Regions from separate parts of the Homo sapiens genome. Here all the other regions are linked to region 3. Evidence: read pairs that join two places in POLR2A ChIA-PET (ENCODE). Cell type or tissue: CD4-positive, alpha-beta T cell. All regions are shown on one strand. Each heading gives the region's core, and the rest is flanking DNA. Links, peaks and the distances in the headings are about the cores only. Region 1 overlaps RPTOR (regulatory associated protein of MTOR complex 1). Region 2 overlaps RPTOR (regulatory associated protein of MTOR complex 1). Region 3 overlaps RPTOR (regulatory associated protein of MTOR complex 1).

Evidence for each region. Peaks named below come from ENCODE experiments on the same cell type or tissue, not always from the same donor. Only the 100,000 strongest peaks of a DNase experiment are listed, where the experiment ranks them.
Region 1: POLR2A ChIA-PET joins it to region 3 with 5 read pairs; 2 of 35 experiments call an interaction of 5 or more read pairs at or near these places.
Region 2: POLR2A ChIA-PET joins it to region 3 with 7 read pairs; 3 of 35 experiments call an interaction of 5 or more read pairs at or near these places.

Annotation. Positions count from the first base shown.
Region 1 is chr17:80,644,052-80,654,974 of GRCh38, reverse strand. All of the region lies in intron 3 of RPTOR (regulatory associated protein of MTOR complex 1), which reads right to left. Among named protein-coding and RNA genes, the nearest start is that of RPTOR, 100 kb to the right of the region's middle. In CD4-positive, alpha-beta T cell, for the core only: no CTCF peak of the experiment used is centred there; DNase peaks (open chromatin) are centred at 4,754 and 5,084; H3K4me3 peaks cover 707 bases; H3K27ac peaks cover 638 bases.
Region 2 is chr17:80,697,386-80,708,308 of GRCh38, reverse strand. It overlaps RPTOR (regulatory associated protein of MTOR complex 1), which reads right to left. Exons shown (of 34, transcript NM_020761.3): 4 at 310-468. Among named protein-coding and RNA genes, the nearest start is that of RPTOR, 160 kb to the right of the region's middle. RefSeq lists an enhancer at 3,195-3,314 and a silencer at 9,666-9,960. In CD4-positive, alpha-beta T cell, for the core only: no CTCF peak of the experiment used is centred there; a DNase peak (open chromatin) is centred at 5,058; H3K27ac peaks cover 292 bases.
Region 3 is chr17:80,777,594-80,786,644 of GRCh38, reverse strand. The region is part of intron 6 of RPTOR (regulatory associated protein of MTOR complex 1); the gene reads right to left. Among named protein-coding and RNA genes, the nearest start is that of CHMP6, 210 kb to the left of the region's middle. RefSeq lists enhancers at 5,956-6,155, 6,672-7,172. In CD4-positive, alpha-beta T cell, for the core only: no CTCF peak of the experiment used is centred there; a DNase peak (open chromatin) is centred at 3,654; H3K4me3 peaks cover 739 bases; H3K27ac peaks cover 1,473 bases.

The sequences.
Region 1 (10,923 bases), core at 3,834-6,333, 130 kb after region 3:
TAACTTTCTCTTTCTTCTATGTTTATCCATTTATTTTTCTTTACTATCTTTTCTGAGGTCAATTATGGTCATTTATATTTTCCTAGAAAATTATGCATCGCATACAAGTTTTCCAATTTATCTGCAAAGTTTTGCAAAGCACTCTTTTATGACTCTTGATTTCCTCAAATCTTGAGTTACTTCTCCCTGATTATCTGTGCCTTCTTCTTGGATTTTATTGGACTTCAGCTAAGATTTTTGTTTATAAAAATAAAACTTATAATTAAAAATTCTACACAAAAATGACTTGACTTCAGGGCATGTTCCAGTCCGGGGTAAGCAGCATGTTGATTAAGGAGCCTGCCACACATGCAACCCTTTAGAAGAGACTCTTCCTTATACAAGCCATGGGTAATCCTCCCGGTTCTGCTATGCGCTTTAAATCCTGCCACCCAGCCCTCCAGTCACAGGTGATTCTAGAGGGCAGCCTCACTCCCTCAGAACCAACCCACAGATGGGCCAGTTACACGGAGGACCACGTGAAGCTAAGCGGAGCTGATCGGCCTCTCTGGGTTGGGAAGGCAGTGGACTGCGCCGTCTTCCACGTGCTGGGCCGAGAGCCCACCGAGGGGAGCACCCTCACCACAGCCCGTGCAGCCCTCACCTGGGAGGGGTCTTTCCCGATTTCTGCCTCCATGGCTCCTCTGTTGTGCCTTAGCACCTGCATCAGTGGCCCTCAGGCATGCCCCCAGTTTTCTGTGTTTAAGACCCCACGGGGTGGGGGAATCTCCTTCTACTGTAGCCCAAAGTGAGGGTGCGACCCCCTGGCCTAGGGGCCACCATCACCCGGCACTGGATCAAGTGCACCCTCTCTCTCCTCTTGCTGGAAGTAAACGGCACCACCTGAGCCTGGCATCTGGCATCTGTTCTCAGGGACTTTGAACCACACACTCCCCTTGCCCCTGGGTGGCACTTGTCTGTCTTTTAACACTGGCCGTACAGCCTGGCCATCCAGGGAAGCATCAAACACTCTTGTGGGGGGAATTTAATCTTGAAAATCCAGCGACACAATGCAGTGGGCAGAGAGCTGAAGCTGAAGCAACAGAGGAAAGTCAGGAGGTGGTTTAGGACCAGGGACCACTAGGATGTGAACACAGCTGGCTCCTGTGGGGACCCCTGGGCCCAAGCAGATGGAGTCCCATCAAAGATGACTACATCAGAAAGGAAGGACCCAGCCCTCACACACAGGGAGGGGAAGGAACGTCCTGCAGCGTAACTGCTGAGTGGGGAGCAGAGACCCACAGGGCCGCAGCACGGCGGAGACCGGGCACTGGTGTGGACATGCACCGCCCCTCCTGCCAAGCTCCCAGTCCACTATGAGCCTCCAAGCTGCACCCAGACTTCACAGAGGCCCAGCTCCTCGGCCACTCTGCCTGCACTCACCCCGACAGGAGCTTTCTCCCGACATACACTCCAGGTGGAGAGACCACAGCTCTAAGAAAACCAAAAGACTCCTAACAAAAACACACAGGAATCTTAAGGGATTGGTATTAAATTATACAGTATATATATGATCAGTATAGTCAATAGTCAAAGAACCTCTTTTCTTTTTTTAATTAGAGACAAGGTCTCACTATGTTGCCCAGGCTGGTCTCCAACTCCTGAGCTCAAAGGATCCTCCTGTCTTGGCCTCCCACGGGCATGAGCCACGGTGCCTGGCTGAACCTCTTAACAGTTTTATGAAACCAATCTATCAAGACAAAGGCTCTTTTAAGAATTAAATGTTACCATGAGGCTCTCAGCAGACACCACACATATTATTTGGAAAGGAAACAAGTCCTCACAACAGAAATTATACCTTATTCAACTTAAAAGTCTCCATTTTGAACTCATAGAACTCAACAATAAAGACAAACAACCCAACTAAAAAATGGACAAAGGACTTGAATAGAGACTCCTCCAAATGGCCAATAAGCACATGAAAAGATGGCAACATCACTAATCATCAGGGAAATGAAAACCAAAACCACGATGAGATTCCACTTCATACCCACTAGGACTATCATAATAATAACAATGTAAGAATACAGAAAGTGACAAATGTTGGCCAGGATGTGGAGAGACTGGAGCCCTCATACACTGCTAGTAGACATGGACAAATAGTACAGCCACTGTGGAAAATAGATTGGGAGTGCCTCAGGGAGGTAAAATACAGGGTCACCATATGACCCAGCAACCCCACTAGTGGGCAGGGGCCCACACAAACACTAGCATGCACATATTCATAGCGGCATTATTCAAATAGCTAAAAGGTGGAAACCATGAAAGTGTCCATCAACAGATGAACCCATAAAATAGAAATGTAGACTAGCCATACAATGGAATGTTTTTCAGCTATAGAAAGAGTTGAGGCTGAAGCAGGATGATCACTTGAAGCCAGGGGTTCAAGACCAGCCTGAGCAATAAAGCGAGACCCTATCTCTACACATGCACACACAAGAAGGATTAAATTACTGATACATGCAATAGCATGGAGGAATCTTGAAAACATTCCAGATGCTAAGGAAAGAGCCCAGACGCAAAAGGCCACATACTGTATGGCTCCATTTGTGTGGAGTACCTAGAACAGGCATCTCCAGAGACAGAAGGCAGGCTGGTGACTGCCTGGGCCTGGGGGAGGAGAAATGACTGCCGATGGGCTTTGGGTTTCCCTTTGGGGTAAGAAAAGTGTTCTGGAACTAGACAGTTATGACAGTTATGACAGTTGCACAAGATTGCAAAGATGTTAAAAGCCAATTGAGTTGTACACTTTTTTTTTTTTTTTTTAAGATGGAGTCTCGCTCTGTCACCCAGGCTGGAGTGCAGTGGCGTGATCTCGGCTTACTACAACCTCCACCTCCCAGGTTCAAGCGATTCTCTTACCTCAGCCTCCGGAATAGCTGGGACTACAGGCACCCGCCACCACGCCCAGCTAATTTTTTTTTTTTGAGACGGAGTCTCACGCTGTCGCCCCAGGCTGGAGTGCAGTGGCGTGATCTCAGCTCACTGCAAGCTCCACCTCCCGGGTTCATGCCATTCTCCTGCCTCAGCCTCCTGAGTAACTGGGACTACAGTAGGCACCTGCCACTGCGCCCGGCTAATTTTTTGTATTTTTAGTAGAGACAGGGTTTCACCATGGTCTCGATCTCCTGACCTCACGATCCACCCGCCTCGGCCTCCCAAAGTGCTGGGATTACAGGCGTGAGCCACCGTGCCTGGCCATTTTTTAAATATTTTTAGTAGAGACAAGGTTTCACCATGTTGGCCAGGCTGGTCTCCAACTCTTGACCTCAGGTGATCTGCCCACCTCGGCCTCCCAAAGTGCTAGGATTACAGGCGCGAGCCACTGCGCCCAGCCAAGTTGTACACTTTAAAATGGTGAACTTGACGTTATGTGCTTCGTATGTCCATTTTAAAAAAATCTCCATTATGTGTCATACCAACAAGTAAATCGCGGACATTTGGGAGGGAGCTGTACAGAAGCCCTTGTGAACACCCAAATTCATGAACACCACTGTGACATATGGTTTCCCCTGCAAAATGAAATCAAGTACCGCAGACACTTTGAAGTGGCCGTCCCCCTCCAATCTGTTATTGATCGTTTCCCCCTTGATCAGCACTTTCCAATTTGGCTGGAGCAGGATTTTACAACTCTTCCTAGTTGCATATGGCGAGCATACGGTGGGTTCCTCATCGTCACCTCCAAATTTAGCTTTCCATTCTTTAACACATCACACCTTCCACTTTCTGACTTAGAAGCAGCACTTCCATCCCTCGCCTGGCACCTGCCTGTCCTTCAGAGCCATCTCCGCATCGCTCTGTATCACGGTCCCCAAGTTAACTCAGGAAACACACATGGCACGTGAGATCTGTGAAACGACAACAGCTGAGCTACAGTTTTAGTCCCCAGCCTGACGGTGGGGGGTCCTCATTTGCAATTTGTCATACACACAGACAACTCCCTTGTTAAAGGGAACATGATGATGAGAGATAATATCCTCGAGAGGCCTGTTAAGGACAGAGTTAAGCCCCTACTTCTCTCTAAAAGTATTACACTTCAAGTAGGTCAATTAATAGAGGAAGAGTCAGGAATGCAGTTATCCCCGCAAGAGGATAAAACCAGAGATAAGGCAGGATGGGGAGGGGCTTAAGGCAGCAAGACTCCTGGGCAGAATGTTCTGGGAGGGGCCTCCACCACCTCAACCATGAGGGAGAGGAAGGGATAAGGGACAGAAAGGGATGGGAAGTAAGGATCTGATGACCAACCACCATGGCCTCCCTGGTGCAAATGCTTTATATACTTTTATTCTGTCCATTAACTCTCATTTGCATGTACAAATTTTAAAAGTTTAAATAGTAATTTGTCCAGAGTTACATTTCTAAGAAGTGGCAAAGCCAGAACTAAACCAGTTCGCATTCTTTCCACAGTTAAGCTCTCCCCACCCCACCCCTCAGTGCACTGGTAGAAAGGAGACCACATTTCCCAGGGAGCTCCCCTACCAGTGAGAGGGGCGCTCCCGCCCAGAAAGGGAAGGAGCGGTGAGCCCAGCACGACTCTGCGGACCTACGAGGCAGAAGGGAGGAGGCGGACTCCACCAATCTTCCCTAGGCAGTGTTTAAACAGGCTGCGGCCCATGCTGCAACCCACTCTAGTCAACACGCGTGCTCTTCAATCCCAAATGGGCTCTCTAGTGAATCCCCTAGGTGGCCTCGGAGAGCAAGAGTCCAACACAGGGCTGGCCAGCAGGGGTCCCCTCTGGGACCAGCTCTAATGGACTGAAACCCTGAGGAGTCTAGTCACAACAGGCTGCCATCCTCCAGGAGGCTGCAGAACCATGCCTTTCTTTCATTCTTCTTTCTGTAATGTCTTTGGTGTGCCTAAAAGAATTTATAGGTCATGTCACTAAGGTATTCGGAGGGATAGCAGTAGGTGACAACACCTTTATGCTCTGGTGCAATTGGTCTAAAGAGTCCGGAATAAACTGCTTCGCATAATCTAAGCTTGCTTCCAGGAAGCTGCTTCCAATACCATGGCCTCTGGGGACAGGGCAAGGCAGGAAGTGCGTGGGCAGGGCTGACTACGAAGGCTTCTGGCTGAAGAGCATGAATCAGAGTTCTCACTGAACACGGCACGCACGTGGAAAAGCTTTCAGGCGAGAAGCACTAGAAAGGAGGGAAGACGAAGTGGGAGAGCACTGCTGAGGCCAAGGCAAAAATATAAGTAAAAACATTGATCATAGGAACAGTTCTTAACTTTCTGGGCAGTAAGCAGTTAAGTGAAACTGTCAAAGCACCACAGTTAACCCCAAGACCACCAGAAGATATTGTCTGTACCGTCCTGCAAATTTAATGAGTACACAGGCAAAGTGCTTCACACCAGGTACTGAATTATGCAAGCTGTGAGCCATCCACCCACAGTTCTGCCTTTGCCCATGAGTCCTCACTGGCAGCTTGTCACAGAAACTCAAGGTGGATGAAGCCCAACCTTAGGACCCACAGAGAAGAAAGTCAGGTGAGTTTGGGCAGGAGGAGGGAGGGCTGGCGGCAGGGCAGACAGCAAGACGGGATGGATGATGGAATGGTAATGGCATCAGGGCCGCACGCCAAGGGATGCTGCCAATCGCAATTATAGGGCCATTTTCACCAGCTGAACTGGACTGTCAATTTGGAACTAATGTCGCAACGTGAATGCCCCAAGCAGGAGTCACAGCGAGTAACGGTCCACCTTGGGCTGTTCCATGAATAGCTTTGGAGCACCTCCAGGTGTGGAGTACTGTCCTAGGGCAACTTAGCTGCTTCTTCCCCGATTATCCATATCTGAGCCTGAAAATCCTAAGAAAAGGTAGAACCCACTGATTTATGCGTCTTGACTGCATCTGTATTAGCCCATTTTCATGCTGCTGATAAAGACATAACCAAGACTGGGCAATTTACAAAAGAAAGAGGTTTAATAGACTTATAGTTCCACATGGCTGTGAAGGTCTCACAATCATGGCGGAAGGTAAGGAGGCGCAAGTCACATCTTACATGGATGGTGGCAGGCAAGAGAGAGCTCGTGCAGGGACGTGAGACTTGTTCACTACGGACAACAGCACAGGAAAGACCCGCCCCTATGATTCGATTACCTCCCACTGGGTTCCCCCTATGGCACGTGGGAATTGTGGGAGTGACAATTCAAGATGAGATCTGGGTGGGGACACAGCCAAGCCATATCAGCATCCATCTATAAAATTCATTCCAAAACATTTGGGGGTGGGGGGCACAAGGAAGCGAGTGACTTGTGCTGATACCAATTGCTTTGCCCACAAAGCAGAGGCCTGTCTAATCATCCCAGGGGAAAGAAGACAAGTGGATCTTAGAAGCCATCCATGCAGTGCTCCCCAAAGCCAACCCGGCTGCCTGACTAGGCGCCTCCCACCACACCTAGCAGTGTGAGCACTCAATACCAAGGGTTTCACAGTTTGTCACACATGGCCACATGACACTCCCTGTGAGGTGGACAGGTCAAGCAGCAGCCCCATTCAGGGACAAGGAGAAGATGCCTGGATTCCAATTATCCTCACTCCAAACCCCTAAACAACATGGAATTACACATAAACATTCAGTTCTGCAAATAACACTTGTGCCTAAAATCCAAAAGACACACCTGTTAAGTAGAACCAAAACTGCCCACCACTGGCCTTCTCAACCCCCTTGCTCCCCAAACCCCCTCCTCCCAACAGGAGGTATAGTCATCAGCTTCGGTTCATTCAAAGCATCTCATAAAAGCACACAAACAACTCTATTATCAATACCACGAAAGGATGACTGTCATTTACATTAAAATGCAATAACAATTTCTACTGGGCTAATGGACCAGATCTTGGGAGCTGTTTTGTTCTCTCCTTGAACATACTCTGCTTGGGGTTAGGCACTATAAAAAACATGTTTATCTAATGGCAAAACCAACTTTCATCCCTTAACCACAAATTAACTGTGACACATCTGAGAAGCACGGTGAACTGAAGGGAAGCTGACATTCAAAATCTGTTCACTGTAATCCACAAACCAGGGCTGTGCATGGATAAGTAAGAACTGTCCACCACATGGAAACTGACTCAACCTGACCGCTCAGCTCCCTGGAAGCCCCACGGCCGCCACACAGGACTTGCTGCCTTCACTACTCGCAGACCTGGACAAGATGAGAATGAGCTCCTACAACAACGTGGCTCCATGACTGAGGAGCGCCTTCCGCCTCCTCCCCTAGACACACCTGCCCGACGGACAGACTTGGTCAGTGGAGGCACCGCCATGCTGTTTCATCTTCCTTAGTAAATGATAGATATTCCCATAGAAACTTATTTTTAAGGCACCAGAAGAATTAAAGCTCACCCCAAGTAAAGAGGTGTGGCCTCTGCTTCTGGTGTTGTCCACTCTCTCTGGGGAAAGAAGGACACAGAGAGCGAGGCCCCTCCTGCTTGTCTTTTTCCACAGGCTCCAGCTCCTAACTTCCATCCTGTACTAAACTGCCAGTAGCCCCAATTTGTTAGAAAAATTCTCTAAAAAGATAAATTCTTCACTGTATGGTCCCAGCTTTATAATAATCTCCTACTCCCATTTCCCAATAAAACTTTCATTTGAGACTTATGATGGAATGAGTGAGGTTTTACTGCAGAATTTTCCACTGAAACAACGGTCGGCATTTTCCTCCAATCTCTGGCAGAACACAAATTTATACACCTACAAGGTAATAAGGCAAAGCCTTAAATTTAATCAGAAGAAACATTTCATCAGTGGCAAACTGATAAATTATTTAGAAAAGGGCTCAATGGGCCTAAGCAAGGAAATACGGGCCAGATAGTGGCTGGCAGCCTTCAGAAAAAAATATAATCACCATGGTTTCTCTCAATTCCTTTTGAACTGGAATCACCTATATCAAAAGCTAGAAAAATGAAGAACAAGTCCAAGCGTTCCAGCACCAGCAAGGAAATCATCAGAGGCTTCCAGACACCATTCTGGTGCAGCCGACGGGGGTTCCGGGGTTGGCTTTCTGCACCTCCTGGATGGACGCTACCGTTGAGAAAACAGGCATTTCCTACTCTGCTCCCATCCATGCCAGCGTGGAGGCAACGACTCCGACAAACTTTAATGAAAATAATCTCATTTTCATTAAATGACCCAAGGTTTTCCACTCTTGCAATAAAGACACAGAGAAAGAGAAAACCAGATATATGGGTCTTTCCACTGAAGGTCTGGGAAATTTAATAACGCCCCCATTGTTTTATTGCAGATGGCACATCAACCTCTCTTTATTACTGCAGAAACTCAAGAGCCCTGTAGAGTGCAATCAAGTGGTGCGTGTTTAGCCTTGCAATGTTTCAAAGGACCCTGATTTACAGTCAGGAACCAGGCCCCTTGCACACAAACATCTGAGTTTGCTAAGTGCCTCCTGTTTCATGCAAACTCTAGAAGGCAGCATGAGGTCTGCCCCACACTGAGAGCCACGCTATCTATGCCAGGCCTCCCTCCCTCTGTCCTGTAACCCACGGAAAGCTGTGAGGAGCAGTGTGCCACGCGCACCGGGGCAAGTGCTATTATTACCCAGTGCATATGGCACAGCCCCACGCTCACACCTGGGAGCCGGTCAGAGGTATCCTGTGACATCCGTTACCTTAGGCTAATTTCTAAAATAGATGAGGCCCGCTCATGGATAGTAGCAGGAAATTTTTAAACATTTTTATTGTACTAAAAAATGAATGCAATGGTGTTGGCATTCGAAAAGCAAATATTAGGTGTCCATTGTTGTGGTTTTGCTTCCTGAATGGGGACAAAAGATCCCACTCTGTGTGCAAGAACAGCTTCCTTCTAGGCTGCAGCGGATACTTTATTCCAGATTCCACTTTATAAACCAGCCCAGATGGGATCCCGCCTGCGCTGGTACCTTTTCCGAAGCATCCTGTAATCTTAACACATTCTCCATCTCACCAGCCCTTCAAACGATCTCTTACTCAGAGAATTATTTTGCACATCCATTCTTGAAATCTGGCCAACTTTAACAAATTTTCCCAGACTACAGATCATTCAGAGGACTGCACCCCTTTGCACCTGTGCTCGCTGTCCGAATACAACTGTGCCACTGTCATGGGCAGGGAATCCTCCATCCTGTACTGAGTCTACACTGTCATCTTTCTGGCTGTCATCACTGACCTACATGTAAAGGTCACCTTCCCTACATCATGATGCCGCTTCTCAATGCCATGGAGAGATCTGCTCGTAGACAGAAATTTAGATTAAAAATAACAGATGCCACTTTAGAAGATTCCATTTCCTGTCAGCTAGCATCAACTAGCTGATATCTACCAAGCGAAACTAATAATAAAGCCAGCAGTAAATCAACTCTTAGCACTCAAAAAAAACAATTGTAAATCAGAGCAAATGGAATACACATACAATATCTTGAAATATTAAACACATGTATTCTGAAAGGCTATATTTCCTTATCTAATAATTCTTGGAAAAGAAGAAACTAGTTTTAATAGCAGAGACTCATTCTAGAAAGAACACAATTGGTAGATCTGAATTTATTGGGTTACATTCTTTTTTAAACAAAGGTATCTAGTAAAACGCAAAGGTACAAAGCCAAACCCAGGAGATGGCCAGAAGTAGCCAGAAAGGCATTCCTCTGAATTCCCATAGTGTTGGTTAACGACATGCCATGTGCCAACACGGCCATGTCTTCTAATACTGCCACTCTGCCCCACACTCCTGCAAGTGCCCGTCTCACCATGCTGAGACCCTAGGGTACCTTCAAAGTCTTCAAAGAAGCTATTATCTATGGAAAACACGAGGCATCTCAACTACATTTTTACAGGACTCCACCATCCAAATCTCTCTCCAGTCCTCATGCCATCCCCAAACGCACTGCGCCCTCAAGAAAAAGGCTACAGCATGTGTACACAAACCATCAAGAGGCAACCAATTTAAGAGAGGAAAAAGTCAAGCCATTAGGCATCAGTCAAGAACCCATGAAGCCACTGCCTTCTAAAGAACAAAAGTCTGCTGTTATTGACTTGACAAGTTGGCAATGCAAGCACAAAGGTACACCCTAAGACACAGAGATGCTTCCTAACAATTAGCTCATGACTGGAAGCAACAGCAGAAATGACCTAAGGGCATTTTTAAAGGCAGGAAAAAATTCATTTTTGGCTGTTCTCTTACTCTAAGAATGTAAATAATGTATAAGGAATCTCTAAATCCCACATCATGTGGATAAATGATCCACAAATCAAAATTCCAACCAAATAAGTGTTCAAAAGGTTCCATAAATCATGTGTTTTCATGAGGCTTTCATCCAAAAGGGGAGAGTAAAACTTGCAGGAGACGCGCACCTTCTCAACCTGCATTCTTCATTATTTCCTTTAGGTAACTCGAGTCCATCTATCATGCAAAGCTGAATATAGGGCACTTCCATAAGTGCCCAGATTCTTAGTTTTTTATTAAATTTATTAAATCTCCAAACCAGTTAATAAGAAAGGCTAAAGGTCTTTGGGTGGATTACAAGTAACTTAAGATCTTAAAGGCAATTTGACACAGTTATATTCTAAGCCACTTTTCTTTAAACAAACAAACAAAAAACTGTAAGATATAAGCCAAAAAAAAAAAAAAAAAAACCCACACACTAATTGGTAACTGGCTCCCTAAAAAGAACCTTATCTTTTGAATCAAAGGCAAAGCATATAATAAGTGTTATCTTTTGACTGTTGGGTGTTTTTTTCTCAACTATGTGAAAACTGAAGACACGCGGAATAGCGTTAACTAGTTGAGGTTGCAGAAAAATTATCGAAAATACATTTCCTGAGAAAAATTAAAACCATGGTTAAGAGCGAAAAGAATACTTTTTCTTTTCTAAAAATCTGGAACAAACTT
Region 2 (10,923 bases), core at 3,574-6,073, 80 kb after region 3:
CAAACTAGAAGGCAGACACTCTCGAGGTCTGTCCTCGGAGAATTACAAACAACTGCTGGTCTTACAGAGGGAACATAAACCACACGCACCACACTTCAAGGCAGTCATTCCATGAACACGTTCTGCCACAGAAACAGCCCCTCCTTGTGCCTGACTACCTGGTCCGTTCAGTTATGGCATTTGGGTTTGTTGAAACACAGTAAACATCAATGGCTTAACAGAAGCTACGGATGGGCAGGACCTGCTCCGACCACCGCAATTGGCATGGCTTTTGGCAGAAACGGGAAGGAAGCTGGAAGGCACACCCACCTTGTTGAAGACCCAGACCTCCCCGTTGACTGTGGGCCGGGGCACCCCGTGGCCATTGTAGTGAAAGAGGACTCGCTCCTCCTTGGCGTTGCGACGTAAGGACGTGCAGAGCTTCTTGACTTCATCCACAGTTGGGTCAAGGCTCTGCTTGTACCGGGCCTGTTGCAGGAGAAGAAATGAAGAAATTTACCACGGACTCCAGGGAATGCTTGGAACTCATCCCCTACCCTTTCCTCTGGGTTTGCAGTTAATAGCTGTGTGGTCCTGGACACATGGCTCTGAGTTTCTCCATCTATAAAACCAGGTAATGCCAGGCACCCTGGCTCATGCCGAAAATCCCAGCAGCTTAGGAGGCCAAGGTGGGAGAACTGGTTGAGCCCGGGAGCTCAAGATCAGCCTGGGCAGCAGAATGAGACCCCATCTCTACAATTAAAAAAAAAAAAAATTAGCCAGGTGTGGTGGCACACACCTGTAGTCCCAGCTGAGGTGGAAGGATCACTTAAGCCCAGGAGGTTGAGGTTGCAGTGAACCATGATCACAACACTGTACTCCAGCCTGAGTGACAGAGTGAGATGGTCTCAAAAAAACAAATCAAAACACTACATAAGAACTGCCACACATGATGGTTATAAATATTCATTCAACAAACATTGAGAACTACTAGGAACAACAATGAGATAAACAAGTAATGCCTGTCACATGGCAACACCAAGGCAAACGCAGCTGCCACTGGGGTACCAAGTGTTTCTCAGAAGTACGCGGTCCTTCTGAAAACATCTGGAGCATGGAAGAGAGAATTTGCTCAAATGAAGGAGCCTGCAATGTACACATGGCAGCAATGGCAGAAGAGTGAAGAGACCGAGTAAGGAATCGCCCTGCTGAAAGCTCCTCCCTCCGCCTCCTGCCTGGGCCCTTAACCCTGAATGAGCAGAATCTAAAACTGACAGAGAACAATCAATAGCCTTGATATACACAAATAATAAACAAAGGAACATCATGGCAAAGAAAACCCCATCTCGAAAGCCACAGAGCAGACTGAATGCATAGGAATAAGTTTAACATGAAATGTGCAAAACACAGACATGGAAGATTTTCAAAGCTCTCCTGGAAAACACAGAAGACGTGAACAAATGGGAAGATGCTCCCTGCTTGGGTGGGCTGAGTCAACATTCTTAAGATGTCAGCTCTCGCTCGTTTAATTCACATATTCAATGCATTCCCAGTAAATACCCCAAGGAGCTAAGCTGCTACTGAAGGTCACAGGGAAAAACAAACAGGGACGAAGGGCCAGAAAATCATGGCAGCAGAAAGCCCTGAGGGCAACCTGGCCTTGCCAGACACTGCAGGCTCCCCTAGGGCCTCTCATTAAGACAGCGAGGCTGGGGGCACGGAGACCAGCAGCCCAGGGAACTCACACACAAAGTCCAGAATCAGACCCAAGTACACATGACTTGGCTTGCTTGAGAACAGTGTTTACATAGTCCTAATGCTATGAATGCTGATTTTATTTTAGTAAAACTGTGCCAACTTCCAGAGAACCTGAGTGAGGAGAACGGGCCAAGGAGGAGACAGACCTGGCTGGGTGGCAGGATGCTGGAAAACGGGCACAGGTGGGTCATGCGAGGAGCTACTCCAGTTCTATCATTGCTCTTTTCCTGCAAAGTACTTTTCATGGTGAACTCCCAACAAAGAAGAACCGACAGAGTAAATCTACGACCTTCTGGGGTTGGGGAGGGGAACAACGGGTGTGAAAGTGCTGGGGCCACACCAGGCAGTCAGGGAAGATGCCCTGAGTTGATGAGTCAGTGCAAAGCAGCACCAACATATGCCACTAGAACAAATAGCTAAAAGGGTTTGCCTCTGGGTGGGGATTATGTTTTTAAAAAGTGATGTGTATGTTCATCACTTTGATAAACTTTTAAAACTTTCTTTTAAAAACAACTAAAATAAGTAAGGCCAATGCCATGATCATCACTTGAAGAAAAATGCCAGTAAGTGTTTGGAACGTGCAGGGGAGGCTGCGTTTGAAGGAAGGCCTGGGCTCCCGCTGTGCCCAGGCTGGGCACACAGATGCACACGAAGCACCTGCTGATGTGACTGAGAAAGGAAGCAGAGAGGACACACCCTGAGGAGGGCACACCATTCATGCTTAAGAAAGGTTCCCCTGCCGGACACGGGGGCTCACACCTGGAATCCCAGCATTTCGGAGGCCACGGTGGAAGGACCACTTGAGGCCAGGAGTTCAAGACCAGCCTGGGCAACATAGTCAGATCCCTCGTCTCTACTGAAAAATAAAAATAAAGAAAATAAAGAAAGGTTCCCTGGCATTTCCAGAGAAAAAGAATTAGATGTGAGGAAAACAACAGGAAAACGAGGCCCAATTCCTGCAACACGGTTACTCTGTTGTATATGATACACATTTGGTTTCACCTAATTATATACATTAAAACTCTAATTTATGACAACATAAAACCTCTTGGTATTCTAGACCTTGTACTTTGGAAGTCATCAGTAGATGTATGAATATCTTTCAGATGAGGAGATTTAAGAGTTTTTCCAGGTTCCCCCAAATTTTTGTACCTGCAAGCAAAGCCCATTAGAGAACCAAAAGCTAATCCAAGGCTAGCAACCCTGTGCCACTGCAGGACAGTGCGGAGCCCTGGTCTGAGGCGGGGTTAGAGCCACAGAGTGGTCTCCCCTCTCAGTGTCTCCTCGCTCAGAACCAGAATGCTGCTCGAAAAATAAAGCAGAGTCACGAAGGAGACTTGAGAGAGAGCTAACCAACTGATAACGCGGGATCTTCAAGTCCATTTTCATCTATGAAGGATGTGCGTTGACACGCACAGGGGGCTCTGCCAGGACAGGGCTGGCCCACAGGGAGCCCAGGGCCACAGGGAAGGAGGAAGTGCTCAGAGAAGCACGGAGCGTGACAGGAGGGGTGTCGATGCGTGGCCTGGGAGGCAGCGTGTCACCTGCTCCCATAGGTGGGCATCACTGGCCCATGGGGGACCCCAGCCATGCGGTGGCCAATCTGACCCACATGTTCTGGAGGAGCCTGTTCAATGCCCAGCTCTCCTACAAAATTCCTTCTTGAACCCTTTCAGCAGGAAATAATTTTTTCTTTCTCTGAATTAACTTACACTGCTCACTATACATTCATGTGCAGCTATCTCAATTCTGTGTAGACGGTAAATTCTGTGGTGGTAAACACTGCTCACCCACATGTGTGCCTTTCTGTTCAAAATACAAGTTTTATATCCTTTCCCCAGCATTACAACACACTCAGTTACCAGCAACTAATTGCTGAGTCATACTCAGATTTTTACTGACAGTAATTACAATAATTATTAAAGAAACAAATCAATTTGTAGTAAAGAAACTGATAGAATCCTGCCTGAGGTTGAAGTGGTGTAAGTCACTGTCAACATAATATCAGAAAGTATGTGTGTACAAACAGCTGCATCCAGGTGCTGGGTACCCAAGGCGTCTGTGACATCATCCTTTCTGCTTTGCTATCTGAGATTCTCTGCATACTAAGACTTACGAAAATGATGGACACATTCTGGATTCATCACTGATGTGATGGATTCATCAACTGTTTATTTGTGTTCTTGGTGAGACAGAACCAGGCCACTGAGTCTTAATGTTCTAAATACCTGAATGTTGGCTGATCCCATACAACACACCAAGGGCAGCTGATAAATGAAAGCGCAGTTCTGGGGGCAAAGAAGGAAACATTTTATTCAGCTGTCACGACCTTGGCTACAGGCCCTCCAAAACCACATCCACTCAAGTAAGTACATTCTAAATTAGAAAATAAGTCTGAAGTAGAGGTAGCTAGACATTCCGTCTTCAGGTGGATAGGTAGAAAGAATGGCGGACACGTAGGACGGGTTCAGTCTGGAGAGATGGCTTCAAATCAGCGCAGCAGCAACAGCCCCATCTCGCCCATGTCTCTCCACACCCAACAAAAAAGCACCAAGTCCTGGAGAGGACCTAGTTCACCTGCTCCTTCAAACCAAACGCATCAGCTATAAGACCTGCATAAACATGAAATTTAGGTTTTTCTCTGAATCAGAGGCGTGATAATGGCCAGTCTAAGCAGCAGGCCACATCCCATTTTGGTCTGGGCCGTTATGTAAATTAAAACAAATACCTATGCATTTTTAATGAAAGTGCTTTTTAAAAAGTGTCCTGGCTAACTTGGTAGAAACAATTAGAGGTTTTCCAAGAAAGCGTTAGCCCAGCTCCAGGCCCCAGGGCAGAGGTGCAGCCATCACCGAGGCTCCTCCGGCAGTACTGGGGCCCTGGGAAGGAGGGTCTATGCATTTTCCTACCTCCAGGGATGCTTTAAGACAGCTCAAGTAGGGAAGAGCAAAAATGGAGAGGTAGGACTCAAAAAAAACTTTTTTTTTAATGGATGCTAAAGGATATCTCCTTGATCCTCCTGGGTCTCACACACAAGGCGGAATGGGTGTTCCTGGCTCAAGTCTGCAGTCAGGCCAGGGGAAGTGAGCCACCTGAGCTCACGTTTATCAGGAACGTCCACTGAAGCTAACTTCCCACCCCTTCTCCAGGGTCTAGGGTCCAGGTGGGGTGAGCGCCTGCCAGCCTCTTTTCATGCACATTAAAACCACTTCCCCTTAGTGAACACAGGATATGTTTTTCAGAGTCAGAAAGACTTCCGGAGTCATGGGCTGCAGATACAGGTGAGAAAAGAACACATGCAGAGCTTGCCAGACGGCGAGGCAATCAGAAGGAAGGAAAAAGCGCTGTCAACTAAACTCGAGATTTCGGAGTCTAATTCCACAGATCCACCCTGCTTTCTGGTTGCTAAGGCTACAGAAATCCCCCATGCATAGTGGTGAAGAACAAAGGCACGGAAAGATAAGGCACCCCAAAATAAGAACAAGCCACGGTGCTGATCTCCACATCTGTCTCCCTGGAGCACGGGCCCATCGATCTGCAGGGGCTGGGTTCACTGCAGGGCCCACAGATCGCTGGGAGATTTTCTAGTGAAATTGTCAAGTGCCTCCTGCTCCATCTCACTTATTACATTACTGCTGCGGCAGTTTTTCTCAATTCTACTCTCCTCAACACAGCTATCGAACTAGGATTGCTGAAGTCACAGCTCCACAGGAAAATCATTCGCTGTCTCCTGAGATTGCTCCTGAACAGGAGTGCTGTTCTTCCACGCCACACAGAAGGCCACGGGGTAGATTATTCAGGGACACCAATAAAATTAAGGATTCATCATTTCTGACCCTGGCTCTGTGAAGGTCTTATCCCATGGGGCTGCGAAAAACGGATTTAGCTTCATTTTCTTACCTATTGCGTAGAGAAGGCACATTAATGGACTAGCATGAAAGGCGCCACAGATATTAATAATACGCCTCCTGGGGCTTCATGGGAATTAATTAATATTTTTAAGGGCTTTGAAATGAGAAACACTAAATTAAATGTCACCACATTGTGTTAAGGTTTTGTCTCACAACTAGAATGCCAGGGATAATAGCTGTGTGGTCTGAGAGACAGGAGAGGCACGGGAGCATCTGATCATCCGGGGGAGTTACGACAATTTCTGCTGGACATATAAAATGACAAAGCAAGTCTCTAAACTACAGCCTATTGTGCTAGGCATTTTTCCTGAAATGCCAAATCTCAAGGTGCAAGAAAATATATGCACAGGAGTTTTGGAGGATGTGACAGCAGAAGATAATAAAAGAATGAATAACCGAAGAAAAGAAAACAAAACAAAAAACAAAACAAAACAAAAATGGGCCCTTGGTTTAATGAAGGAAAATGCAGCTCCAAATTTCATTTCCTTCTCAGTGACGGGCTCTTGTCCTAAAATGACACCTGGTAAATTTATATGCTAATAAGGCCTAAGAAATGCTACTGCAATCAGATTCTGCATTTTCCACGTAGACTTTTATTGGTATTGGAGCTCCTTCTCATACAAGTGCAGACTTCAGACCCTGGAGAGCCCTGAGCATGGGAGGGACTCTGCTCCCAGTGGCCCTCGTGGCGGCATGGTCCCGCTAGAAGCTCTGGTGAAGCTGCACAAACTGCCGCTGGTGTGGATCAAGGAGAGACGGCCACCTGGGAAGAGGAGGGGCTCAGGGGCTCTACTTGGTGGGTCTTCCCCTTTGACAAAATCCCACCAGGGGTAGCCCTGTGCCGCTGGGGCAGGCTGGACATAGACATCTGTAGAGTTTCTAACAAAGACACTGGCGTCGTACTAGGCTGGGTCTGTGAGTACAAGTGATATCGCTGCCATCCTCCCATCCTATAGCAATGAATAGCAGGTCAAGTTTAGATCCAACAAACCGAAATGCCTGCAACACTCTCAGAACTGTCCTGGAGGAACAAATGTCATTTCAGGACTCAGGCCAGTTCTGGCCCCATCTGGGGTCTAGTGAAAGTTTCACCCTACCCCTCTCCTTCTCAAGTAGGATGCAAAGATTTCCAGGGAAATGTTGGTAGGAGGGACCTTTAGGCGGACCTGACCTTCTTCCCTGCCCGGCATTTCCCTGGAAGGCCTCGCCTCCTATAGCCCTTGTTTACCCTCACCCTTAAGGGTGTTAGGATGAAAAACAAGTAAAATACAGAGAAACAAAACAAAAGCCAAAAAGAGTGATGGCAAATGCTACCTTTCGGTTGATATGGAATGAGCATTATGGTCTCCGTGAGAATAAATGGCAAGAATATATAACCTGTGCCCTTTCCCATGATTCCACCCTAGTGCAACCAGGTGGAGCCGCTGAGGACACAGAGACTTCACAGCATTTGTTCCCAGATGTGAAGCAATCCATCAGTGTGTCTGAGGCCTTTCAGCAGAGAGGAATTGTCCAGTGCACATCTTCTGTGTCTTCCCTCCTAAGCTTGCTCCCCTCTCTCCTCAATCCATATGGATGGGGTCACTAACCATTTGGACAACAGAAACCTGAGAATCACCCAGCTGGACAACAGAAACCCAAGAATCACCCTTGACACCTTCTTGTCTTTCACCCTTTCCATTTTTATGTCATCAATCATTGCATCCTGTTGAGTCTACCTCTTCAATCCTGACTGAGTCCATCCACCTCTTTCTATCCGTGCTATCAATACCCAGGTCAAGCCACTACCAAACCACCACTACCACCACCATCATCTCTACCATCACCACCACCACCACCATCACCATCACCACCATCATCATCACCACCACCACCATCATCATCTCTACCATCACCATCACCATCATCACCACCACCACCACCACCATCATCACCACCACCACCACCACCATCACCACCACCATCACCATCACCACCACCTCCATCATCACCATCACCATCATCTCTACCATCACCACCACCATCATCGCCGCCACCACCACCACCATCACCATCATCACCATCACCACCACTTCCATCATCACCATCACCATCATCTCTACCATCACCACCACCATCATCATCACCACCACCACCACCACCATCACCATCACCATCATCTCTACCATCACCACCACCATCATCACCACCACCACCACCACCACCATCACCACCACCACCATCATAACCACCACCATCACCATCACCACCACCACCATCACCACCACTACCACCATCACCACCACCACTTATCTATTTCTTAGATCATTGGAGTAACTTCCCAACTTATCCTCCAGCCTTGTTTCACTCCAAATCCATTCTCCAAAACTCAATAGGTCCTTCTCCCGCTTAGAAACCTTTGATGTCTTCCCACTAACTTTGAAAACTCTTTAGAAAGACCTACGAGTCCCTGCAAGATCTCCAGCCTGATCACTAGACATAATCTCTGAGAGTCTACACTTCAGCCACAAGAAAGGATCTTTTAAGCCTTTTGCCTCATTATGTTCTAACCTACTTTCCAGCCTTCTGCCCAGAACCTTCTTCCTACCTTTTCTCCATGTCCTATTCCAAGTCTTGCCTGGTCATTTTCTATTCATTCTTCAAGTATCATGTTAAATGTCCCTTGTCTTTTATCATGTTGAAAGCATCCTTCTTGGATGCTCTTCCAGACACTGGATAGGAAGCCATGCCAAAGGCTGCATAGCACCTCTAGCTCCCCATCACTGCACCAGGGTACTGTGCGTAGCACCTCTAGCTCCCCATCACTGTACCAGGGTACCGTGCACAGCACCTCTAGCTCCCCATCACTGCACCAGGGTACCGTGCACAGCACCTCTTGCTCCCCATCACTGCACCAGGGCACCGTGCACAGCACCTCTAGCTCCCCATCACTGCACCAGGGCACCGTGCACAGCACCTCTAGCTCCCCATCACTGCACCAGGGCACCGTGCACAGCACCTCTAGCTCCCCATCACTGCACCAGGGTACCGTGCACAGCACCTCTAGCTCCCCATCACTGCACCAGGGTACTGTGCACAGCACCTCTAGCTCCCCATCACTGCACCAGGGCACCGTGCACAGCACCTCTAGCTCCCCATCACTGCACCAGGGTACCGTGCACAGCACCTCTAGCTCCCCATCACTGCACCAGGGTACCGTGCATAGCACCTCTTGCTCCCCATCACTGCACCAGGGCACTGTGCATAGCACCTCTAGCTCCCCATCACTGCACCAGGGTACTGTGCATAGCACCTCTAGCTCCCCATCACTGCACCAGGGTACTGTGCACAGCACCTCTAGCTCCCCATCACTGCACCAGGGTACTGGACTCTACCTGCTGATTTACTCATCAGCCTTCACAGTTGACATTAAATAAATATTTGTGCACATACAAATGATGAATAAATACTTCCTATTGGAGTTTACACAGCCCGATGAGCTTCTCCAGAGAAAGCTGTTTTATCAAGAGCTTGGGGTCTCTATTTTTATTTTGAGGGCATTTTAAACAATTCCATTTTGATGGGTTGGAGTACAGCAGTGAAGCAAGGCTTTTGCTCCAACACCCACTTTCCTTAGCAGACAATCTAACTGCCCAGACAAAGGGATCTGCTGCTCCATGCACATAAGCTCGAGGCAGATGCTGGGGGAATCACGGGCGCCTGAACATCCAGGAAGCACCCAGGGTAACCTAGCAATCAGACACAAGCTGGCGCTTCCTGGCCAGCAGGCTCGCCTGGGTTTCCCCAGGAATTGGATGGGCACTACCCCCTGAAGAGCTGCACCACTAGTCAGGTGAGGGCCGGGACAGCCTTCCATGAGCAAGACAGAAGGAAAAGGACTGACTTGGTGACTGGCAGAACAGGCTTGTCTTTCACGGATTATACCTGCATGAATGGTAATAAAAGACATTTCCTTTGTTCCAGATAAGGCTATGGAGAAGCAGCGGCACATTTGTCTATAGAAATCTTTCCAAACATAAAGATTAAGGAGAAAAGAACAAAAGGGAGGATGTTAAACGGTGACGAGGCTGAGGAGGTTGACCAGCTGCCGGCCTAGGATGGAAGGTGCCCCCACGTAACTCCAGCTCTTTCCACTTCCCGCTTTGTTTCCTTTGGCTGGAGGACAATGTGGATCAATGGCTGGAATGGCCCCCGGGGAGCAGGCCATGACCACATGCTGGTGACAACGGTGCAGAAACCTCTGCAAACGAGGAGCTGGTGTCTTTCTTTGCTCCGTCCCGTCACTTTTCACGCTATCCTCCACGTGGTTGCTGTACCTAGATGGCTCCCACAGGAGTCAGTGAGGCCTGGGTGGGGGTGGGGCGGCAGCCCCTCTGCATGGGGCCCAGTGCCTGGTGCGCCCGCACTGGCCTCACGTGGCTCCCCTGCTCACTCGGCCTACCTGGCCTGTCACCTCTGCCTCTGGCCCATCCTCCTCTGTGGACCCTCAGTCGCCTCCGTTCCTCACCCTCCTACTTTCACAACACCGTTTCCCCATAGGGCACCTTCAAGAGAAATCTGGTCAAATTCCCCACCTTGCCCCGCACCCACCCGTCTGGGATCCTTGTCTACTCGCTGGCCCCACCAAATCAGCCAGCAGAAACTCAACCACCAAACTCTGCCAGCAGAAACCTCACCACTACCCTCAGCTCCTGCTCCTGCCATCTCCCTGGTGCCCAGTGGGTCACAGGAATGTGTCCCTCTGACTTCGCTGTACCACCTCTGCCTTCATGGGAGTCAAACACCCCAACCACCTTCAGGCCTCCAAAATGACCCCTCTCCAAGTCCCCCCATTCTGTCAGAGCCTTCCTCCTTAACGCACAGCAGTCAGGCCACCGGCCCCTGAGACAAACCCTCTGTGGGTGGGTCAACAGGCTCCCTGCCCAGCACCACCTGCGAGCCCTCTGCTCAGCCCAGTGTCCTCACCACGTTCCCACCGTGGCTAATCTCTCATGACTCCATGCCTCTGCACAAGGTGGCTCCTTGGCCCAGACGTTCCCAAGTCCCTGACGTGGCTGTGCACGGTGCCACCTGCACCTATCACGCCGCCACCTGCACCTATCACGCCGCCCTCCTCCTCCCTTACAAGGTCCTCACCAGCTCCCTGGGGCTCACAAGGTGCTTCTGATACCGATGGGAGGTAGTCAAATGCCTAGGCAGACAGGGGCAGGTCCCTGGTGAAACCTACCTCCAAGCCAAATAACAGCCTGAAGGCTGAAAGACCAGACGGCAGGTC
Region 3 (9,051 bases), core at 2,149-4,648:
GCCAATCCAGCTGCTGCGGCTCTTCCATTCTCCGGAGTCACTTTCGTTTCTGCCCATGAATGGTATCCAGCCACATGGCAGTGCCGGTGTCACTCTGAACCTACTCTGGTTCTGGGGCTGCCTGATTCAAGAATGGTTCTTTGCTCAATTAAACTCTGTTGTATTCAATTTGCCTAGAGTTTTCTTTTAACAATGAAGAACAAATTAATGTTCAGCTCGGTAACCTTGTCAAATATCATACAAATAACTATTGAATGCTGTTTTCATTTTTGAGAATGAAAATTCCTTTGTTTCCTCCTAATTAAAAAAAAACCCACATGTATTTACCATAAAAAAGTGAAAAATTTGTATAAACCCACCATGTTGAGATAGCTTAGCATTTTCATATTTATCTTTTACACAACACTGAATCATGCTGATTTATTTTAGAATAAAAGCAAATGGCGGTCACTATAAAAACCCAAATCATACAGACATGTGTCACGCAAAAGTGCGTCAGTCTAACTTTCACTCTCCCACCCCACTGTGCAGAAGCGGCCTCTGCTATGACCTTCAGGACTTGGTCCGGGCATATACAGTCATCCCTGGGTATCCCTGGGGGACTGGTTCCGGGACACCACCACCCACCCCACCTAGCCACTCCTCTCCCCATGGACAGACGCTCTATGAAAACTCCTGAACAAGGAGAGCTTCCCGGTTAGAAGGTGAACACACGATGTGCTGGAGTGTGGCACCCCCCTGCTCTCGCCAACATGCAGAGTCCCCCCTTCTCTAGTGGTGAAGACATAAGTGGCTTCCCTGGAGGTCTCGCCATCAGCATTCCCTGTGCAGTTCCTCGGCAAAGGAGAGGAAAAGGCCCTCAAAACACATCCCCATCATGACTGTCATTGTCACTGTGAGAGCTGATCATACAAACTGGGTCATTCTTGTCATACCCAACTCAGTCAGAGTCAAGGGGCCGGGGGAAAGCACTCGGGCCACAAAACATTCCTCCAGCAATGTAGTTCTCTGCCAGCCTGGCCGCGGAAACTGCCTGCTGCCACTTGAAACCAGTTTTCACTAATGGCAACCGACACAACCTGCTGTGATTCGAGGACTCATTTCACCCACTCACCAGTCGGGAACCTGCCAGCTCCCCAGAAACCTCACTAGTGCCGAAGAACCTTCTCAAAGAGCAACACGAAACAGTTCTCCTCTTTTTAAAACTGCCAACCTTTTATTTGTTCATCAAGATATACTGAAGACCACCTGGTCTGCCTGTATGCCTTCGACTGTAAATCTTGCTTCCCAAATAAAATGTTTTACATTTAGAGATTCATCACTATATTTTATCTGACTTTGACTCCAGTCCCTAATATCCCTGCTCATTTTTAGCCTTTGGTAGTTGCTTTTCTGTATCCTGACCAGAGCTTTTCTTTGTAATGAGCGGGACAGAGAGGCTGTAGGTGGCTTACTTCACCTTAGCTGGCACGTGAAGTCTCTAGAATTTACACTGATGAAGGTGTCACTGAAGCTTTCACAGACTTGTGCATTTTAACCTAGTCATACAGAGATACAGCAAACTGCTGGAGGTGTCTGGTTTTAAATATTCTTTTTCACAAAAGGAATTTTCAAATATAGCTCAGAGTGGCAATAAATACACAATTAAAATAGCACTTTGGGAGGCCAAGGCGGGTGGATCACCTGAGGTTGGGAGTTCGAGACCAGCCTGACCAACATGGAGAAACTCTGTCTCTACTAAATAAACAAACAAAACAACAACAACAAAAAAAACCAGCATTAGCCAGGCGTGGTGGCGGACACCTGTAATCCCAGCTACTCAGGAGGCTGAGGCAGGAGAATCACTTGAACTCGGGAGGCGGAGGTTGCAGTGAGCCGAGATTGCGCCACTGCACTCCAGCCTTGGCAAAAAGAGCGAAACTCTGTCTCAAAAAAAAAAAAAAAGTAAAATAGGCCGGGCACAGTGGCTCATGCCTGTAATCCCAGCACTTTGGGGGGCTGAGGTGGGCAGATCACCTGAGGTCAGGAGTTCAAGACCAGCCTGGCCAACAAGGTGAAACCCCATTTCTACTAAAAATACAAAAAATTAGCTGGGCATGGTGGTGGGTGCCTATAATCCCAGCTACTCGGGAGGCTGAGGCAGGAGAATTGCTTGAACCCAGAAGGCGGAGGTTGCAGTGAGCTGAGTTCGTGCCATTGCACTCCAGCCTGGGCAACAAGAGTGAAACTCCATCTCAAAAAAAGAAAAGAAAAAGGAAAATAAGCCAATTTCTTCAACTCTCAGCATTTCATTTAATCCAGCAGGTTAAAAAAAACCCAAAGAACTAAACATCCCCACATGAAATTAATGTGCCAAATCATGCGATATTTGTAACTAAATTTAAAAGTATGTGTTTTTTTTTTTGGCTCATGCCTGTAATTCCAGCACTCTGGGAGCCCAAGGCAGGAGGATCACTTGAGGACACGAGTGTGAGGCCAGCGTGGACAGCACAGTTGAGTCCCCATCTCCACAAATAAGTTAGCTGGGCATGGTCAGAGGACTCGGGAGGCTGAGGCAGGAGGATCGTTTGAGCTCAGGAGGTTAAGGCTGCAGTGAGCTATGATCGTGCCACTGCACTCTAGCCTGGGTGACAGTGAGATCCTTTGCCTTAAAAAAAAAGTATGCCTTTTAGTATTATTAGAAGAAAACCAAGTAGAAGCGACTTTCCTAACTTGCAAACGTTAAACAGCTGCACTTTGTAATGTACAGAAAAGTTTACTCTATTTAGGAGCTTCTAGGCCGGTAAGCAGGACAAGATACAAATTAAGTGCAAGAGTTTGCTATTTCATAGTGGCCCTCCGTGCTACAGAAGCAAGCTAGCAAAAAGGAAAAACAATTATTCCATTGGTAAGAGAAATACAGATGAACACCTCATCGGAGCTTTCTGCCAACCCACATAATGAGCCAATCCCATCTGCCTTGTTCTGGGCTACGGCCCCATTGTCAGAGCTGGCTGGATATCGGAGGAGCCCCTTAGGCGCCTGCTGGATGCATGAGCCTGGCCGGCAATGGAATACACCTTCCACGGGAACAAGGCTAATTGCAAGGGCTCTGCCATTTGGGTTCAAAAGACATTAAAAAGTTAAGATAATTTGGTTATAAGAAAAATGTCAGTTTTTTAAAAAAGAAATGATTAAGTATTTGGGTGGTAAAACATCATGTTGTCTGTAATTTAGCAAACATACCCACAAAAACAAAACAACAGAGCAAATAATTGTAAAATGTAGGTGATTTAATATATACAGGGTTCACTTTATCATCCTCTCAACTGTTCCACAGAATGGTTGAAAACTGTCCTATAATAAAAAGTAAAAGGGATGGGGACAGAGACGGAGAGAGAGAGGGGGAAGAGAGTGTCAACACAGGCATTCCTACATTGATGAGTCAAGTCGGGAAATCATTTAAGGAAGCCACCTTCTATTTTCGAAGAATGCCAAGACTGAAAGGGAGGCTCCTTGCCTGTCCCTTCTCCACTGTCCTTGAGATGATCAACAGTTGGTACAAATTTGCAAAAGCAGAAAACCAACTCTTTCCTAAAAAGGTAAACCTCTTCCACGGAGGTAACGCTTATGAGCATCAACCACAGGAAACACACACACAACACACAGCAAGCTTCCACCTCCCCCAGTAGCTCTGGGGTGTGCCTTGCCCTGGAGGAGCCCATTTACAGCCAGCTTGTTTGCGACAACTTCAGATTCTCCGTGCTCCTTGGCCCGATTCAAATATTAATGTGTTTTTACCTAAGAAACTATCAATAACATGGACTGTGTTTATACTACATACCGACAGAGCTAAGATGGGAATAATACTCAGGCTGCCTGAAGGAAGCCAAGCTGTCAGGAAGTGGGACAGCCACAGAGGACTGGAGTTTCTCACGTGAAAATGCCTGCAGAACTCTGGTCCTCTCACCCCGTGACCCCTTGAGAGCCAGGGCTGCTCGGTTCTAATTCAGTACAGGGCTTCCACGACTGCGGTGCTGAGGAACAGCTATGGGGCAACGGCTGGGGCTGAGATCCCCGGAAACCAAGGTGTTCCAGGATCAAGGGAAAACAGTGCCTGATGGCTGCAAGAGGCATTAGTTTCCCGCTAAATACACCGTTTATTTTCACATGCGACTGCTGGGTCCTCACCTATTCTTATTCTTGTCGGGGATGTAGAATGGCTTTGTGGCAAACCCATAAAACTCAGTTCTTTAAAAAAAAATAAAAATAAAAAAATAAATAAATAAAGTGATTCTTTTAAATTACAAAGAACCAATACTTAAATGACCCACCATTATATCTTTCCTGCCATCTGACTTGTTCTTTCTATATAAAGAAGCCATGCCCTTGACCCAGAGCCTTCCCCTACATCCCAGAGTCCACCGTGTCAATTTCCACGTGTGTTCACAGGGTGGAGGAATCACTGGCCAGCCAGAAACCAGCCGCTGCCTCTGCAAACAGGGACAGGAGGGCTCAGCACTTACTACTCAGTGACAACCCCCGAAGAGCTGACCCTATGTGAAACACAGGCCAGCGATACCCTGGGGGAACGGTGCTGCTGTAGGCTCCAGGGCCGCCTCGCGCAGATCATTTAAGAATCAGTCAATCCCCGTGACAGGGACAAAACCGAGGTGGCTCCAGAGCTCTGACATGGCTGCACGCCTGGTGACCCAAAGCCAAGCCCTGACTCTCTTCCAAAGTACAAGTGAGAGAAGAGATCAGCTAGAAGGAGGTCTAAACTGGGCTGGAGACCAAGATAAGCCACGCACAATCATAGCCCCTTCTGCAACCCAAAGACGCAAACAAAAGTCCCTCCAGCGCAGTGCAGGGGCTTTGCTGGAATAACGCAGACATTAATTTCTCTTGCCTTCCCATAGCAATAGGTCTCTCCCTATAAGGAGGTTTCTGAAAGCTAGAGTTGGGATCGAAATTTAGTCAAATGGGCGATCCAAGCCCAGTGTATTTAGATTCTATCTCAGGCGAGGTTTTACTCCAAGTCTTGAAGAAACTGCCAAACGTCTCAGCTGCTGCAGAGGCCCCACGCGAGACAGCGTGGCAAAATGTACTCTTAAAAATATCCACAAGAAGGGGCCCTTTTTGAGTAAGTTCTGTGTATTTTAGACTTGGGAAATTCTTCCTATTAAAAATTTTGGAACCTTTTCCTGAGTTCCTTTTCGGCAGCACCAGGCCTAGCTCGTTGGTACCCTCCGGGAAGAAGGGAACCGCAGGGCGGCCACGGGGAGGAAGTGTTGTCTTGGGGTGGCAGCCACGAGCTGACCCTACGATGAGGGAACCGAAGGCAAAGCTGAAGATTCTATTTGCCAATTTAAAAAATCCCTCTAAGTTATCTTGTCAGTTAAAAAAATTAATTAAAACAAAAAACTGAAATGCACAGTCCTCCATCTGCCTAAGTCCTCACCCTTCCTCCTAGCTCAGGCCACCCGGCAATGTCACCGGAGGATCTGAGAAAGATTTAGACTATGGGCACAATTATCACCCTCCCCGCTTAGATGTGTGTTATTATCCTTCCTGCCCTGGAGGGGAGACAGTTGAGGTTCAGAAGGTTCTGAAACTCACCCCCAGCTACCCTGCTGGCTAAGTGGCTGGGCATAAGAACCCTCCTCTGCACCCAAAGACCACAGTGGGCTGAGGCAACAGGATCCTGGTGCATCTCAGCCACATAAAAAATCACACACAAGTGTGTACCCCTGACAACTGAGAGCGCACGCTCAATGCACTGACTCAAACTCAATTAGGGAAATCAGGAAGAAAAGAGGAAAACAGAGTAAGGTGAAAGCTCATAAAAAGAAAGGGAGCCGGAGGGGCTGTGTGAGTGAGGCCCCCCGGGGGGAGGGTGAGGGGGGAAGGGAGCTGCAGGATCCACCCTGCCACAGGCTAAGAAGGAACTTCCTCTGTGACTCTTACGACTCACCTGACGTGTGTGCAAATTCCTAATATGTAAAATAAAGACAATCTAAAAATAGCATAAACGGCAAAAATGAAAAGTATACGTATCACAGGTCACGGTTCCGCTCTGACTGGACAACATCCGCCTACAGCAGCCCTGCCGAGATGTCCTCCACTAATCCCCTTCTAGCCCGGACCGCCTCTGAGGGTCAGAGGGTGTCAGCAACTGTTTTTCAGGACAGATGAGTTCAGAATCAGGGCTAGAAACAAACCACCGTCTATCCAGTTGTCTTCCTAAGCATTTAAACCGTGGTGGTTTCTGCACCCAATATGTAAAGTTAAACAGACTTCGTGTACATCCCTGTCTCTCGCTGGACCCCTCCCTCCTACCAACTGAACTCTCCCTTTCCGCTCTTCTCCACCGACGGCTCCAGTTGTACTTAGGGAAGCTGACGTGCCCAGAACACCATTCTGGAAGTCATTGCACAACAGCATTTCAGCTTCTTGTGATTGCGACATTTATCAATTAAGTCGTCTGATAAGAACCAGACTTTTGATCCAGCTGCTTTATGGGCCGTGTGTCTGTGCCCATTAACTTAATAGAAGCAGATGGACACGATGAGAACACCGCTGGCTGAAGGCTACTGAGCAGAAATCCAGCCAGAGGCGTGGAAAATGTCCACGAGGAGCGAGTTTCCCACAGCAGATGAGAGCCGCAACAGCATGGAGTCGGGCCAAGGAGTGGAGCCTGGGTACCCCCGACTCCTGCAGAGCCTTAAGCCACCGCAAAAACTGGGGGCTAAGGAAGAGCACCCCGAGAACGGAGCTCACTCCTGGCATTCTGGTGGCAAACAAGTGAACTCACATAGATTTTCCAATGAACTTGGAAATGCACACTGCGTTGTTCAACATGCTTGAAACACAGTTTGTCCACAGACTCCTGAACTAGCTGGGGGGTGGGAAACTATGCCAAGAGCTGGTTCAATCTGTCCCACTTGCTGCTTTTATCTGCTTGTGTTCCTGGTCTATGGTTGCGACGCTAGGTCAGCAGCCTCCAGACATGCGCCACTGAGGGTCTCTCCCAACCGCCCTTAAGAGGCTTCCGCAAGCAGATGAACCCCACTGTGTCGGAGGGGCAGTGCCTGCGGTCACGGAATTGCACATCTCAATGTTCACACAGGAAAACTCCGACCGCGACGGAATCTTATCCCCCACCTGTGACGACGTCAGTGCACGTAGGCACGGCAGAAGCATGAGGAGATCCGCACGCTGCTTGCGCCAAGGAGTTCCTCGCCGACTGCAAGTCTCTCTCTTCGGTTCTCCCAGAAAGCCACGGAGGCGCCACACTTTCACAGGACAAAACAGTTGCCTGTTGACCTGGCCAGAGCCCTCAACAAGACACCAGACAATGGGAGGACAGTGAGAGTGTCCTGGGATGTATTTTCATTTACCTCATGGACAATTTTGGTGTTTCTACAGGCAGAAGTTGAAACCACTGAATGGAAAGCCAGCTTACGGGCGCACACATGAGCTCCAGCCCTCATGCCTAGTCCGGCAGGACCATTCAGCTTGGGGTCTGTGATGAGGCTGAGGACAGCCATGGGCTCAGAAGGTGCATCTCAGCCCACGGCTGTGTTTCTGTATCAATTAACAGCACGGCTTCTCCAGTGACTATGACAGGTACAAACTGTATGTCTTGGTTTTGTGCTAAACCACAAAGATATGGTCCAAACACCTGGCGATGTCCAGTCCATGCCAGCACACAGATGTTTGGTTCCAAGACAACCAAGAGCAAAACCCATTCGCAGGCGCCGCGGCCAGACACCGCACATGAGGTGCCACGACAGTTGTTCCTTCTCTGAGGTCTCGTGATTTTACCGTCCTGATCCTCAGTCAATATTTTATTCTTTTAAGAGACCAGGTCTTGCCCCACTCTGCTGTGTGGGCTGGAGTGCAGTGGCATGATCTCAGCTCACGGTAGTGGTGAACTCCCGGGCTCTAGTCATCCTCCTGCCTCCTTCTCCCGAGAAGCTGGGACCATAGGCGCACCACCATACCAGGCTAATTTTTTGAAGAAAGTTTGGTACAGACTGGGTGTTGCTATGTTGCCCAGGCTGGTCTCAAACTCCTAGTCTCAAGTGATCCTCCCGCCTGGGCCCCTTGAAACGCAGAATGACCATTCTTTAATCGTGTGGGGTGTATGGAAAATGTGATGAAGAAAAACACAAAAGAATTAAAATGGAAGGAAAACTTTAGAAAGACTATTTCTTTGTGATTTTTCTAACTGCTGCTTTCAAATGAGATGGGAAAATGACTGTTCCAAAGGGTGCCAAGCAGATAAACAGCTGATCATTTTCCTTCTTCAGAGCTCCTGGGTTGCATTCGGTTTGCTAAGGAAGAACATAGGATTAGGGGAAGCAGTTTCACATACCCTGAAGGAGGTTAATTTTCTATCTGACATCAATTTTTATCTGTCATTAACATCAGGCTCCTAACAGCGGCTCCCAAGATCAGAGATGTCACTGGCCTAGCACCTTGCGGCACAGAAAGAGTGACTCGGTGTGATTTTAAAGTAATGTTGGTAATTTGATTAATCCATGAAAAACAGTATTTTTCAGAGTTGTTATATGATCAAAGTAAAATGGCAAACTTTTATGGTATGGAGTAGATACAAATGCCCTTAGGTTTTGTCTTTTCCCATTTGATAAACTGCATAATGAAATAACACTTTAACCCCAGCCACGGATGCTCGCTACACAGAAACCTGCTAGGGAAAGAGCTCCTTCCCTCTTCAGCCTCTGGCGTTCACCTTTTCTTTATACAGTTCCAAAGTCACTCCAGCAATACATCTATTTCTGCCATTCCTGCAGAAAACATTCTCAAAGTTAAAAATAGATCCAAAAGTCCAAGCTATGCTTATTTAAGACTTCATCACACCATTTACAAAAATTAACTCAAAACGGACCAAAGGCCTAGACGTAACAGCTAAAGCTATAAAAGTGCTGGAGTCGGCGCAGGCGTCAAACTTCATAACCTTGGATTAAGCAACGGCTTCTTAAACATGACACTAAAAGTACAGGTGACAGCAACAACAAAATAGATAAGATGGACTTTACCAAAATA